Linked DNA regions of Homo sapiens: region 1 is linked to region 2. A link is a loop called in an ENCODE intact Hi-C map of the cell type or tissue named here. Cell type or tissue: chondrocyte. All regions are shown on one strand.

Region 1 (8,000 bases), 200 kb after region 2:
CCAGAGACACCTCCAAGCAGGCCCCAGATGAGTAGGATCCCAATCCAATGCCATAAATTTTTTTTTAAAAAAGAATCATTGCAAACTTCTTTTTTCCACTTTCACAGTATATGTCATAGATTTGAAATTATCTACTTTTTGTTTCCTTACTTGTTACCTGTCTTCCCTGGTAGACTGTAAGCCCATGAGGGAAAAAATCATGTGTGTTTTATGCTTTAAGATATATTTAATTCCTAGCACAGTGCCTGGTGAATAGCAGAGCTCCACACCTATACATAACAGTATTATTATTTAGCAAGTCTCTCATGAGAGCACTGCAGCTCAGAGAGAGGCGTGGCTCAATGCTCCACTTGGGATGCATGGATGCATTCCTGTGAGAGTGCCTGCATTCTCCGGGAGCAAGCATGATGAAGGGAAACGGCAGAGGAGGGAGAATGTCCAGGTAAAGGACAGACCTGTGTAGGAAATAGGGTATGGGGGGAATCAGTATGAGATGTGTCCAGAGAGCAGGAGAGATCTCAACTTCAGTGCTCAAACAATCTGTTGAGAAATCTGCGGGAGCCTGAGAAACTAACTATTGCTTTTATCAGCAGGAAAACTAAGGCAGAGAGAAATGGACTTCAGGCCAGCCCTCAACTCCCTTGCTAAAGCTGGAAACAGGACAGGAGCCTCTTGTCTCTTTGAGTCCTGGCTGGTTCCCACGTGGCTGAACCACTCCTCTGGCCTTACTGAGCTGTGGCTCTTATCTGGTAGTGGCCATGTGGAACAAGGGTGCAAGTTGCTCCCTGCAGGATTCAGGCTAAACAAGGCCCTTACAATTGTATTGAAGAAAAGTTAACAATAGAGCATGGGGCTATAGAATGGAACTGTCAAGAGTGCCCAATCTAAACAGAGATGGGCCCTGGGTCTCGCTCCCTAATTCCCAGGCCATTATGCCTGGGAGCCCTTTGCCCTAAGAATATGGGCCACTCTCAGGCTGCATTAAAAGGAAAATAATGCCGAGGAAATGGGAGGATGCCTAACACTTGGGGCACTATGTTCGTTCTGGGGCCTTCGCTTCATGAGGACACTGATGACCAGGGGAGGAGAGTGAGCGAGAGGGTGGAGTCTGACCAGAAGTCCTGTGACAATGGTTGAGGGGACTGGAGACCACTGGGTTGGAGCAGAGAAGATTCAACCTGACTTTGGATACTCAAGGGACCTTCAGTAGAAAAAGAAATACCTGGCTGCTTCACTGGGTACTCACCGTGTGCTAAATGTTCTACACTGTGCTAAGGGCTTTTTGTGAATTATCCCCTTTCCTGGCCCAACGTCACCTGCTAGTAAGAGCATAAGCAAGGCTCCACGCTCACATCTTCCCAGAGGTCAATGGCTTAACCGCCAGCCTATGGTACTTGAACTTCTTTCGTGCGGACCCAGAGAACTGAGTTAGGACCCAAGACAGAAACTACACGTTTTAACCAATATTAACCAATAATAGGAAGAGATTTCTAAGTCAGAGCTGTCTGCAAATGGATTGGATAGTCTTTTAAAGTAGTGTCCCAGAGGGTGTTCAAAAGAGGCTGCATGACTCTGGTCAGGTTAAGTACAAGTGCAAGGTTAATGGTAGAACCAGGGGTCAAACCGAGTTTTTCCACCCTGAGTTCAGGCAGTCCTGATCACAGGATGGATCCTGTGCTGGTGCGATTGCCACTGTGTACTAGGTGTTTTCCCCTTGGCTCAGCTGAAACATGTTTAAGATATTTAAAAGGAGTTTTACTAAGTTCTGTGCCCCCTCTATTGTGGGAGTGTCAGAGCCCATCTGGGCCCGTTGCAGCATGTCTGGCCCTGTCTGAGAGGGCCCGCAGGGGCTGTGTTACCAGGCGGCTCCCAGGCGCCTTTTGGGAAAACAAAATGACCAGGTGTGTTAGGGCCAGCAGGCTTCCAGGGCCACTACTCAAAGGCAGCCAGGGGACTTTGGCTGCCCTTAAACTCTCTGTGCAGTGGGGGGCAAGCAGGCATCCAGACCGAATGGAACGAGGTGGGGTACTCAAGGAATATGGCATGTCTCACCCATATTCCCTCTCAGCTCAGCCTCTGGGGGACTGGGGCCAAGTCTCAGGGAACAGAGGAGTCTGTATTAAATGGAAGGAGAACATCGTTTTGTTTTTGTTTTTGTTTTTGTTTTTGTTTTTGAGATGGAGTCTTGCTCTGTTGCCCAGGCTGGAGTGCAATGGTGTGATCTCGGCTCACTGCATCCTCCACCTCCTGAGTTCAAGCGATTCTCTTGCCTCGGCCTCGTGAGTAGCTGGGATTACAGGCGCTCACCACCACACTGGGCTAATTTTTGTATTTTTAATAGAGACAGCGTTTCGCCATGTTGGCCAGGGTGGTATGGAACTCCTGACCTCAGGTGATCTGCCCACCTTGGCCTCCCAAAGTGCTGGGATTACAGGTGTGAGCCACCATGCCCGGCCAAAAAAAATCACATTTTTAAAAACCCTTCTAGCAGCTGCGCTATGTGAGCCAGGAATGCAGGGCTTTACCCCAGCCTGGCGCGGGGGCCCCAAGCTGGCAGTGGAGGGCAGGGGAAACACAGGGGGGTGAAGAGCTGCGCTCCTGAGAGCCAGCCTAGGACACCAAACTCATGGAGAAGGGGCCCTGTGGAGCTGAGGTGCCCGTCCTTTGAGGGAGGGGTCTGCACCGGAAATGTAGGGCACAATGGGATCACGAGGGGCAAACAAAACAACCCCAAAGTTGAAGGATGGAAAAGCTGACAGAATATGGATTTCCTGCTTGACTAATGTCAGCCCACAAATAGATGTGGCTGACGTCACTTACAGGAACCCCTTCCTTTTCCTTACCTCAGCCCCTCCAAGGAGGTGGGTGGGGGAGCGGGTGAGAATGAAGCCCCATGCCCTTAGGCATCCGCTGTAGGAAAGGAAGTCACTTCTCTCCTACACACCCAGCATGGCACTAACTGTCACTGTGTACCATCTTTGGCAGACTTGGGAAGGAATTCATTCCAGTGACAAAGGTCAGATAGTCCTCCCCAGTTAAAGAAGGAACCCTGGCATTTAACTGGGTCTCCCTAAGGCAAAAATCCTGGAGACAAAAGACACTGGTGACTTCCCAGCAGAAGAGAGTGAAGGGAAACCCAGGTTTGGTGTAATGCAGCAAATAATTTGGAATAATTTGGGGATTGACTTGACTGAAAAAATGGAATGGTTTCTCAATGCAATATGGATTTCACTTTGCACCCACAGTCCCAAACTTAGTGCTTCAGAATGCAAATTTTATGGAAATTTTCCTTGCTTTACCAGTTTCTTTTTTATTTTATTTTCTCTCTCTCTCCCACTTTCTTTCTCCTCTCTTTCTTTTCCTTCTTTCTTTCTTTTTGAGACGGAGTCTCACTCTTGTCTCCCAAGCTGGAGTGCAATGGTGCGATCTTGGCTCACTGCAACCTCCGCCTCTCAGGTTCAAGCGATTCTCCTGCCTCAGTCTCCCGAGTAGCTGGGATTACAGGTGCGCGCCACCACGCTGGCTAATAATTTCCCTATTTCTTGATTCTCCTTTCTAAGAGATATCAGCCATTACTTATAATAGCTAAGTCATGTATAATTATTTAATATAAAAGTACGAAAAAAACTAGCCACGAATGAGCAGTTTAAGTGTCAAAGGGCACAAAAATACTGCCAATGAGGAAGAGGAAAGAACGGCTGAATACGAGATCACAGAACGAGAAAGCGGCCGCGGAGTGGGACTGGAGACTGTGAATCACGCAGGTGAAATCAGAATGGGATCCCACTCGAGACAGGAGCCAGGAGCTAGCAGCAGCCCTGGAGCCGCCGGCCCAGCCCTGAAGCCGCTCCGGCTGTCGCCACAGCGAGAGGAAACCTGAACGCTCTGCTCCTCCACAGCGAGTCCCTGCAGGTGGGGACACCGCCCACCTGGCCCTCCCTGCGCCCCCTGGCGGAGCGAGCCTCGGCCTCTCCCGGGCCCCGGCCTCTCCACGACCGCCTGGCCGCGCGGGAACCACCCGCGGACTCGCGGCCTCTCCCCACCGGACCCCGCAACACCGCGGGGACGCCCGGGAGGCTACTGAAGAGCCAGTGGCGCCTGCCTCGATCACACGTCCCCTGTGGAGCTCCACCTGCCCGCACGCCGGCTCGGGCGCTCCCATAAGCGGCCGGCCGCAGAGGGGCTCCAAGGGAGGCGCGCGCCCGCGAAGAAGCACTCCGGCCCCGCAAAGGCGCCCCGCGGCCCTGTCCACCAAGGCCACTGGCCGACGGGTCGGAAGAGAGCCCTTCAAGACGGAACTTGCATTGCGCTTGTTAGAGAAAATTATGTGTAAAAACTGAGCCATTCAGCTTTACTTTCCACCCCGCGTTGATGTAAAACATGAGTTCCTATGGAAGATGAGGGGCTTCGTCAAGTGTGTAAAAACAAATGCTACCTCTTTCCATTAAAAATTTATATATGTATATTCATTCTCATTGTTGAAAATACAATAAAAAGTAATAAAAAATCACATGTAACGTCATAAGAAATCAACTTAATGTTTACATGTATGAAAATCACATGTACACCTTGGGAAGCTGAGGCGGGCGGATCACCTGAGACCAGGAGCTGCAGACCACCAGCCAGGCCAACATGGCGAAAACCCATCTCTACTAAAAATACAAAAATTAGCCGGGCATGGTGGCGCACGCCTGTAATCCCAGCTACTCAGGAGGGTGAGGCATGAGAATAGTTTGAACCCAGGAGGCAGAGGTTGCAGTGAGCCAAGATTGCGCCACTGCACTACAGCCCGGATGACAGAGCGAGACTCTATCTCATAAATAAATAAATATTACATGTAACACAAAGAAATCAACTTAATGTTTCTATGTATTTTCCAGGTATTTCTGCACCTATCTATAAATCGGTAATATCCTACATAATGCTATTTTGTACGCTCCTTTTTCAAATATTACATCATGAATATTTTCCTACCTTACTGTAATTTTCAAAAGATTGATTTTTAGGCCGGGCGCGGTGGCTCACGCCTGTAATCCCAGCACTTTGAGAGGCCGAGGCAGGTGGATCACTTGAGGCCAGGAGTTCAAGACCAGCCTGGCCAATATGGAGAAACTCCGTCTCTACTAAAAATACAAAAACTTAGCCAGGCGTTGTGGCAGGTGCCTGTAATTTCAGCTACTCGGGAGGCTGAGGCAAGATAATTGCTTGAACCCGGGAGGTGGTGGCTGCAGTGAGCCGAGATGGCGCCACTGCACTCCAGCCCGGGCGACAGAATGAGACTCCGCATCAAAAACAAACAACGAAGTAACAAACAAACAAACAAACAAACAAAAACGAAAACAAACACGTTGATTTGATTTTTTAAAATTCTTGCTAACTACCCATCATATGGATGTGCCATACTTGTTTAGCCATTGAAATCCTAGATGTTTACTTGGTTTCTCATTCTTTTCTATTATAAACTGCACCATGCAGAAGAGGTTTGATGTAAATTGATTATTCTATTAAAATAGCTTCCTAGAAAGAGAATTCCTGGATCAAAGTTACAAACTCAAGGCTCCTGTGACAAATTGTTAAATTGTTTTCCAGAAAGATGGTCTAATTTCCTTCTTGCCCTCAGCGTAAGACAACCCCATGCCCGCCCACCGCCAACAATAAGAAGATTCTCCAGCACTGAGTTATATTTATTTAAAATTTTGTCAACTCCAGAGGGGAAAAAGTAATTCTCCTTGTAGTTATAATTTGCAGTTCTTTGATTAGAGGGACTGAATATGTGTTGTGTGTTTTATTTTATTGGCTTTTTGTATTTCTTCCTTTGTAGTTGGCCTTATCTTCAGCCTATTTTTTTCACTGGGGAGATAAGTTCTTCTGATTAGTTTCTAAGACTGCTTTGTATAATAGGGATATTTACCTCTTGTCATGTTTGCTGCAAATACTTTTTCTAGCATAACATTTGCTCTTTAAATAAGTTCATATTTTTTGAGGGACTGAAATCTAAAATTGTGTGTATGATGTAATCAAACACACCAGTTTTTTCCTTCATGTTTCTTCTGAGATTTTATGCTTAACAGTTCTTTCTCCTCTCAGGGCTGATTAAATATTCACTTTGTTTTCTGGAGCTTGCTCATGGTTTCTTCTTTTACATCTGACTTTTTAATCCACCTGGAATTTATTTTGGTGGCTGGTGAGAGCTAGGGTTCCAATTTGATTTTTCATCCAAGCTTCCAATTTCTCCATTACCATTTATTGAATAATCTATCGCTTCCCAGTTGGTTTTCTTTCTCGTATATTGGGTTCTAACATAGTAGGGTTTATTTCAGTGTTTTCCATTAGGTTTCATTGATCTGTCATTATTGATTTTTCAGTAATGCCAGAGGGACTTAATTACTTTCAGTTTTATAATACATTTTAATATCTAGTAGAGAAAGCCCCCTCAATGGTCTTCTCTTTCAAAAAAAGTTAAGCTATTCTCACTTATTTATTAAAACATCCTAAGAATCAGTAGTTATTCTCCATTAAAATTTCTAATTTTGTGTTTTCTTTTTTCTCAATTAAATTTATATTTTAGAAGTTGGTATCTTTTGGATTTATAAATTATGTTTTTCTGGTTTTTAAATTCATTAATTCCTATCTTTGCCTTTGTTATAAACTTAATCTTCCCTCCTGAGGTTTGTTTTGTTCTTCTAATGGATTCAGTTATTTTCTCTGTTCATTTTTTTCTGTTTTTGTTATTAAAAATGGGGTCTCCCTATGTTGCCCAGGCTGAGGCAGTGGCTATCCACAGGCACAATCATAGTCCACTACTGGCTCGAACTCCTAGGCTCAAGTGATCCTCCCACCTCAGCCTCCCAAGTAGCTGGGGCTATCAGTGCACACCATTGTGCCTGAAAAACTTTAAGGATGTTTTTCATCTGAGTACACCTTTGGTCACATCCTGAGTTTTTACGTACAGGGTCATCATTGTTGTAATTTTCTAATAGCCTTTAACGGTAGTTTTGAATTCTCTGTTGTAATTGAGGAGATTGCTTTAAAAGTCCCACCAAAAAGTTGTCCTTTAATTGGAGTTTTATAGGCTTGTGGTCAGAGAATACAGCCCGAGCAACTTTTCTGATGTTTTGAAATGTGTGACCAAGAAGTTGATCAATTTTTTAAAGTGTTCCCTGGATGCTTAAAAAGAAGATGTTTGTTTATAGGCTACAAAGTGCTCAATTAATTTAAACATTTAAAAATTCAGATTATCAATCTCATTTTTTGTATAAAATTCACAGTTTTACTGTATATAGCACTTTTATCCATATTAAATGGTTCTTTTGGACAATTTAATGATTTCTGTTTTGAATTCATTTTGGTTTAAAATGAGAATTTCTATTCGTTTGCCATCTGATTTGTACTTACCTAATAAATCTTTGCTCTTCATTTATTTTTGGGTCCTTCTGTTCTAGGTACTTCTTTTGTAAATTGCATGCAATTAAATTTTGCTTTTAAATCTCATCTAAGAGACATTTACTTTTAACAAGGAGGTAAACACAATTATGTTGATTGTTATAAATTTTAAGTTTGTTTTTCTCTGATCTTCTTTCATACTTTGTATTGAAATTCTTCCTTCCTGCTTCCTTTATTTTTTCTGTCTTAGCTATGTGGGCTCTGATGTGGCATGGGAGGTATATGTTTTCAGGGTAGGGAAAAGGCTCTCAGGCTGGTGTTGGAGTCTCAAGTCTGCTGGCTCTGTGGCCTGAGGCACATCGCTCAACCTCTCTGTGTCTCAACATCCTCATATACAGAATGCAGATACAGTCTCATAGAACTATGGTATGGATTAAGTGAAACAATATATGGCTGATGCTACTGTTATTCTTGTTATACTCATAAAATTTTGCCTGTGGTTCCTTTAGGTTTTAAAAAAAATATTTCTCTGATTGCTAAAACTGAGTAATAGGGCTTTATTTTAAAATTCTCCTCTACATAGGACAACGCATCTGGCATGCTTTTACTAATCCCTT
Region 2 (8,000 bases):
GCTTCACAACAAATTCTAAACTGGAAGAAAAACAGTCCCTGGGAAGACCCTTTCCGAGAAGCAGACTGAAACCTTTTCTTTCTTTCCTCGAGAGTACAAACCAGGAAACCTAGCACAGCCAAACTTGGCTAACAGCGAAGGGGGACTCCTCATCTCCTGCACTGCCTATACAAGTTCTAGACTTCAAGTTCTCCCTGGACCCAGAACAGTCCTCCAAGCTTGCTTTTCAAACTCCAGAATCGGCTGAGGAAGGGATCACCTCATCACAATGACACTGAAGTGAAAAAAGCAGAGTTCAGTAGGGAAGAAGTATAAAAACTAGACTGTATCTCCAGAACCCAAGAGTAAAAGGGTACTGGCAAGAATCTACCCACACCACTTCCAGAAGAGCCCCTCAAAGACCAATTCTCCCCACCTCTCCCTTGGGAACCTGCCACCTTCTCAGTCCAGGCGTGGGCTGTAGGGCTCCACATGGCAGGCTGGGAGAAAGAAGCCTACGCTACTGACATTCCCAGCATTCCTGAGCCACGGTGCCAAATGCAGCCTGACCAGACTCCCTCTCTGCCCAAACCAAGGGGGCTAGTTTAGGCCAAGTCTCCTTTATAGCCATGGGGAGTCTGGCTGAGGACCCCCTAAATTTAACTTCCTGCCAGGGACAAACGCAGTAAATGGCCTCTGGCAACAGAAAGAGCAGCTGGATAGGGGCAAACCTACCCTTAAGGAATTAGAAGCTTAATTCAGGAACAAAATTAACTCGAGGTTCCCACACAAGCCAGGGAAACCTTATCCACCTCTACTGGGTATCTTAGCATTGCCATGACTCTAATCCTCAATGCTGGAGGAAAAATAATTATCAAAGATGCCCAAGTCTTCACTTAACTAAGCCACTCCTAGTCCTTCAATTTTAACTTTCTAGCAGGAAAAAAGAAAGGAAATGAAAAGAGAAATGGGACATATGAGTTTTGGTGGGGCACCAATCAATCCAAACTGAGGCTTTACCTCACCAAATCTTAACTTGGTTTGATTGAGAAAACGGACAGAAAACACCAGTAAGTTGAATTCAGGCCCCCAAGTAGCAGAGAATTCACAACTCTGCCTTTCCCCAGGCTACTCCGATTAGGTCTGCCTGCCTGGATAAAGTACTGTCTGCTAGCATTTCAGCTACTGCTCCGGTAGAGAGAATACCATCACAGCAGGTAACATCAACCAATATAAGTGCTATAGCATGCAGTACCAGACATTCCCAAATTAGCAGAAGCCAATTCTCTGTTCAAGGGATGTCTGAGGGTAGACCAGGCAGGAGACATGTAAGGTGTATGCCTAGGATGGAATGACGCTCACAGGGGAGAAATGCAACTGTTACTGCTTAGAATAAATGGGGGTAGCCCTCGCACATCACATCACTATCATTACCAGGAAAAGCAACAACCCAGGGCAAATGGACATATCCATAGGGAACAGGCAGGGGAGTGGCAGAACTGCTACCAGCTGAGGCAAAAAGAGGAGAGTTAGAGGTTACACCAGAAAAAGAATCCAAAGGAGAGAAGGAAGAGGAGTCAATGAATTGCAAACTATCACTTGGTGAAGTTGAGAGAGCAAGAGGGTCTGCATGAGGGATGCCTAGGCGGGGATCCCACAGGTGGCAACCTCCTAAGTCAGAGGTACTACTGAGAAGGGGGCATCGCTGAAATGTGCAGTGAGTTTCAGGCCAGGTCTTTGCAGTTAGGGTCAGTGCCGAGGCCTAAAACCTTGAAATAAGAGTAAGGGGAAGAAAGACGCATTCCTAGGTGGCAAGGTAAAGTTGTGGAGGAGTAGCCAAAAAGAGCCAAAATCATGAACCTTGGGATGTGGGTGGGTTCGTGGAAACGGGTAGTCTAGGCGCCATATGTCGGGGTGTCCCTTGCTATTGGGGTCAATGGTAGAGATTCTGGGTGCACTGCATAACCTCAAGCAGCAGAAACAAATGTAACCTGGAGAGAAAGAACTGAGCCCTGAGAGGGGCTTCGGCCTCCCAGGTCCTTCGAGAGCAAAAAGCTGGATGGAGTGATCCTGGGTCCCTGACAAGGGGCCCCCACAGAGGCGCACGCGAGGGGGTCCTCACCGTGATGTTGCAGTGGATGCGGACAGGATCCCCAGGCACCGACCCCCGTGGGGGGAGATGCGGTCCGGGCGCGGCCCCCGCCCCGGCCCCTCCGGCCCCAGCCAGCAGGAACTCGCAGCTCAGCTCGTCCAGGCAGGCGCTGGCAATGCGGAAGCGCTCGTGGCCGCGGTGGAAGATGGACTCGAGCAGCTTCAGCTCTCGCCTCAGGCAGGGCCCCGGCCCCGGGCCCCCCCCTGGGCCGCCCCCGGCCCCCGGCGCCGCCCCCTGGCCCCCCAGCTGCTGCCCCGGCCCCGGCTGCTGCTGCCCCTGCGGCTGCGGCTGCTGCATCCTCCGCTCCGCTCCGCTCCGGGGCCGGCGGGCCGGGAGCCTCCGGCCTGCGCTCCGGGCTCCGCCGCCGCCGCCGCCGCCGCCGCCGCCGCCGCGGTCCGCACTTCCTGATCCCCCCTTCGCCAAGATGGCGCCGCCGCCACCTCCGGGACAGGCCCCCCCCTCCGCTCGCTGGCCCCCCCAGCCGCCGGAAGCCGCGCGCCCCTCCTCCTCCTCCTCCTCCTAGGCGGCCCCGCCTCCGTCCCCCTCACGTGACTTCCCTGCTCTGGCCTCCTCCACGTGATCTCTCCGTCTTTCCCGCCCCCCTGTTCTCGCCTGCCACCCTCCACATGTGACCCGGGGCCTGGGGCTTGCCTCTGTGGGCGCCTCAGTGCGAGTTTGCGTATGTCGTGCGTGCTTGCGCGCGACGCCCCTTCGCCTGCGCTCCCCTCTCACGTGACTCGGTGCCGCGTGCTCCCAGGGGCTACCCGCGCAGGACGCTGTTTCCTGCCCCGGGCGCCGCTTCCCCCGCCCCCGAGCCGTGGCGAGCGTGCCCGGCACTCCATGGACAGAGAAGAAAGAAGTGCTGTCTTCCCCGTGCAGTCTTTATCCTGCTCCCACATGCTGGTCTTCGGCGCAGGATCCTGGAGCCTCTGCTCCCCGTGGGGGTGGGCATGCTGTGTCTTCACACTCGGGTGGGTGGTCGGGGTAGGAGCCGGGAACCGGAATGGAAGAGGCGTGGATTCTCGTCCCAGCCCTGGCTCTCATGGCGTTTTGTGACCTTGGGTTAACCACTTTCCCGCCGAGTCTCAGTTTCCTCATCTGTACAATGGCTCTCATGAGAATGATGCCTGTTTTTCCTATTCCCAGGGAGGGATTCGATGCGAGGACACCATAAAATGAGGAATGATAATAGATCACTGCTGTGTTATGTACAAGTGTTAGTTAATATCAGGCCTTTCGCGCTTTTCAGACCCCATGGGTCTGGACGAGGTTGGGGGAAGGACAGCATGGGCTTCCTCCACAGAGTCATGGAAGGAGTGCTGACTCGGGTGGTCCCCATTCCCTTTCCTAGGCCTAAATGGCTAACACCTTGTCGCAGTGGTCTTGGCAGCTGCCAGGAGTAGGTAGTGCCTCCGGACCCTCGCTAGGTGGCACTATCACAAAGGACAAAGCTGGTTGAAGCTACAGAAATCCCGAGCTGGCGTTCGTTTTGCCAAGGGCAAGTGTTATTAGCCTGTGGTAAGGCCTAGTCAATTCTGCTGGGCCAACTCAGCCCTTAAACCACTGGTCAGATTGCCCCGTTTCTCTCCCACTTGTACTAAAATGAGCTAGCCTTTGCTGGAAGACTATTCAATTGCCTCTGCAGAGGCCTCCTTTGGTCAAGTTGGGGTATGGGTATTTAAAGACGATTATAGTCTGTTCCTGGTCTTCGTGGGGCCATTTATCTGGTTTAGGTAGCCTGAACAGTTTGCTACATGTTGACTTTGTGTCTGTGTGTGCAAGCTGATAGCATAAAAGGCTGTGGTGGGAATTCCTGTTAATTATTTCCTGAGCGAAGGTGTTTTGCAAATATATATATATATATATATATATATATATTTATTTATTTATTTATTTATTTATTTATTTTAAGACAGGGTCTTGCTCTCTCGCCCTGGAGTGCAGGGGCACAATCTCAGCTCACTGCAGCCTCGGGAGACCTCAAGCTATCCTCCCACCTCAGCCTCCCAAGTAGCTGGGATTACAGGCGCATGCTACCACAGCTGGGTAATTTTCGTATTTTTTTTGTAGAAAGGGGTCTTGGTATGTTGCCCAGACTGGTCTCAAACTCCTGGGCTCAAGTGATCTGCCCATCTCGGCCTCCCAAGGTGCTGGGATTGCAGGTGTGAGCCACTGTGCCCAGGTGCAAATATTTGTAAATCTCCCAACAACATTGCAAGGTAAGTATTTTTACCCCTGTTTACAACTGGGGAAAAGGAGTGACTCTGTAAGGATATACAGTCTGTAAACAGAGTTCCTAGGCCTGTCTCCAAAGTCCATGCCCTTGTACCCTACTCTGCCTTTTTTAGTGTGTTGAACCCCAGCTCTGCCAACTACTAATGATGTGACTGTGGGGAAATTACTTAGCTTGTTTGTGCCTTAGTTTTCACACCTGTAAAATGGAGATCATAATAGTACTTACTTGTTAGGAGGATTATGTAAGAACACACGTAAAGTGCATAAAATAGTGCCCATGGTAAGAACTCAAACATTTTTTTAAAAATTGGGGCTCAGCAAGGCTTGTGTCTAGTGAAAGGAGAGAAGGGTAGGAGATGAGTCCAGTGAAGAAAGCAGGGGCTAGATTATGGAGACCACAGTACATTGTTTGGGTTTTATTTAAAGCACAGTGGGAAACTCCTGGAGGATTTTAAGCAGGGAGTGGCATGAGCTGATTTAAAAATTTAAAAGATCGGCCGGGCGCGGTGACTCACGCTTGTAATCCCAGCACTTTGGGAGGCCGAGGCGGGCGGATCACAAGGTCAGCAGATTGAGACCATTCTCACTAACGGTGAAACCCCGTCTCTACTAAACAAAATATAAAAAATTAGCCGGGCGTCGTGGCAGGCGCCTGGAGTCCCAGCTACTCGGGAGGCTGAGGCAGGAGAATGGCGTGAACCCGGGAGGCGGAGCTTGCAGTGAGCTGAGATCGCACCACTGCACTCCAGCCTGGGCGACAGAGCGAGACTCCGTCTCAAAAACAAAAACAAATTTAAAAGATCACTCTGGCTGTTCTGTGGAAAATGGATTGTAGGGATTTTTTTTTCCTCCAAAAAATCATTCATTACGGGTGCCCATATTTGGAGTAGAGTGAGCAACCTTCTCCTTTGACTTGCTCCCTGAGCATAGAATTCTGTCATTGACTCAACAAATAATGTCCTGAGCACTTAGTCTTTGCAGGAATTGTAGAGGGCACTGGGGATGCAGAGATAAAGAAGATAATGGTCCCTGTGAGAACGTGATTTGTGGTACAGAGGAGAGGCTTCTTACCGGACAGTTCCTACTTATTAGTTTTGTTGTATTCTTGCTCCAGCCCTTAGGAGCACACAGTGATGGATGAAGTGGAGCCAAATCTCACCAACAGTAATACAATACGATGAACACAATAATAGGGATCAAGAAGGGGAACGGCCTTGAAGGGTGATATTATTAATAGGATTAACTCCAAAAAAAATGTGAAAGTAAGAGTTTCTTAGGTGGAATGGGAGAACATTCTGAAAGAACTGGGCCCTAAAGTAGAAGGAGGTTGGGAAGAAAGGTCTAAAACAAAGAAAGAATGACTTAAGAAGGGGGCTGGTGCAGTGGCTCACGCCTGTAATCCCAGCACTGTGGGAGGCGGCCAAGGCAGGCAGATAACATGAGGTCAGGAGTTTGAGACCAGCCTGGCCAACATGGTGAAACCCTGTATCTACTAAAAATACAAAAATTAGCCGTGCGTGGTGGCGGGCGCCTATAGTCTCAGCTACCCAGGAGCCTGAGGCTCGAAAAATGCTTGAACCCAGGAGGCGGAAGTTGCAGCGAGCCAAGATGGTGCCACTGCAGACCAGCCTGGGTGACAGTGAGACTCTGACTCAAATAAAAGGAAGGGAAAGAGACAAGGAGGGAGCTCAGCATAGGCAAGAGTTGTAGAGGTGTTGGTCGTTGGGGCTATTGCCTGAGATCCCAGGGTAACCCTGATAGCCTGGTAGTATCAATGCTTCTGAAAGTCAGTTTAGCAGTTAATATTCAAAACACGTTAAAACTTTAACCCAGCAATTACACTTGGAAAGAAAAGGTACGTGCACAAATTTGCCTAAAAGGGAAAACTGTAGCTGTGAAAAATAGTTATCAAAAATACTTATTGGTATGGAGAGTTGTTTGAGAAATAGTAAATGAAAAAAGATTAGACTGAAGTGAGCTGAAGATTTAAAAAAGAAAGGTGGTTACAAAGCTATGTTACAGTGTGCTCCATTAAAAAAAAAATATGCGATTTAGTTATGTACCCAACAGAAATGCATATACAGTCATGTGTCAGTTAATGGTGGGATACATTCTGAGAAATGTGTCTCAGTGGTTTTTTTGTTGTGTGAACATCATAGTGTACTTACACAAACCTAGATGGTGTAGCCTACTACACACCTAGCCTATAGGGTCTAGACTATGGCTCCTAGGCTACAAACCTGTACTGCATGTTATACTGTAGTGAATACAGTTGCTGCATTCCCCGTGCCCACTAGAATTCCTGCAATTACTGTAGGCAGTTGAAACCCAATAATATGTATTCATGTATCTATCTAAACACAGGAAAGGTACAGCAAAAATACAGTGTTATAATTTTATGGGGGCCACCTTTGTATATTGCAATCTTGTTGACTGAGAAGTCATTACATGGTACATGACTGTATTTGTATACCAAAAGTATGAACAAGAGTGTTCACAGCAGTATTATTTTTTAATAGTCCAAATAGGAAACAACCAAAATATCCATCAATAGTGAAACGGATAAATGATAGTGTATTCATACAATGGAATAGTCCACAGCAATGAAGATGAATGAACTACAACTATATTCAGCAGTGTTCACGATTCTCACTAACATGTTTTTTAAAAAAACAGACACAGGCCGGGCATGGTAGCTCACACATGTAATCCCAGCACTTTGGAAGGCCGAGGCAGGTGGATCACCTGAGGTCAGGAGTTCAAGACCAGCCTGACCAACATGGTGAAACCCCATCTCTACTAAAAATGCAAAAAAATTAGCCGGGTGTGGTGGCACATGCCTGTAATCCAAGCTACTCAGGAGGCTGAGGCAGGAGAATTGCTTGAACCCGGGAGGCGGAGGTTGCAGTGAGCCAAGATCATGCCATTGCACTCCAGCCTGGGCAACAAGAGCAAAACTCCCATCTCAAAACAAACAAACAAACAAAAAAAACCAGACACACACTGAAGATGATGATTCCATTTTTCCATTTATAAAAAGTTCCACAGGCAAAGTCGATCTATGCTATTAGAAGACAGGACAGTAGTTATTTATTTTACCTTCAGTCATTTTTTTAAAATTGTGGTAAAATTACACATAAAATCTGCCACTTTAACTAATTTAAAGTGTATGACTCAGTGGCATTCAGTGCATTCACAAGTTGTATAACCATTACTACTGTCTAGTTCCAGGTAAGTAGTCACCACCTCCCATTCCTCCCTCCTCCCAAGGTGTTTTTTTTTTGAGATGGAGTCTCGCTCTGTCGCCCAGGCTAGAGTGTGCAGTGGTGCGATCTCGGCTCACTGCAAGCTCCACCTCCCGGGTTCACGCCATTCTCCTGCCTCAGCCTCCCGAGTAGCTGGAGCTACAGGTGCCCGCCACGATGCCCGGCTAATTTTTTTTATATTTTTAGTAGAGACGGGGTTTCACTGTGTTAGGATGGTCTCGATCTCCTGACCTTGTGATCCACCCGCCTCAGCCTCCCAAAGTGCTGGGATTACAGGTGTGAGCCATCACGCCTGGCCCCAAGGTGTTACTTTTGAAGAAGAGAGAGTAACTGCTGGAAGGGTCATCATGGGGACTTCTGGATATTAG

The links. Peaks named below come from ENCODE experiments on the same cell type or tissue, not always from the same donor. Only the 100,000 strongest peaks of a DNase experiment are listed, where the experiment ranks them.
Region 1: it touches region 2 in a loop (6-fold over the local background); 58 of 110 quality-filtered maps call a loop at or near these places.

The regions. Positions count from the first base shown.
Region 1 is chr1:154,756,652-154,764,651 of GRCh38, forward strand. All of the region lies in intron 3 of KCNN3 (potassium calcium-activated channel subfamily N member 3), which reads right to left. Among named protein-coding and RNA genes, the nearest start is that of KCNN3, 110 kb to the right of the region's middle. RefSeq lists a silencer at 3,861-4,230. In chondrocyte, CTCF peaks have their summits at 3,960 (motif pointing left) and 4,168; no DNase peak of the experiment used is centred here.
Region 2 is chr1:154,556,126-154,564,125 of GRCh38, forward strand. UBE2Q1 (ubiquitin conjugating enzyme E2 Q1) reads right to left here and starts at 2,537. Exons shown (of 13, transcript NM_017582.7): 1 at 2,102-2,537. The coding sequence starts at 2,428. RefSeq lists silencers at 2,132-2,231, 2,552-2,631, 2,722-2,811, 2,932-3,021 and enhancers at 2,391-2,972, 2,973-3,553. In chondrocyte, a CTCF peak has its summit at 3,546 (motif pointing right); a DNase peak (open chromatin) is centred at 2,766.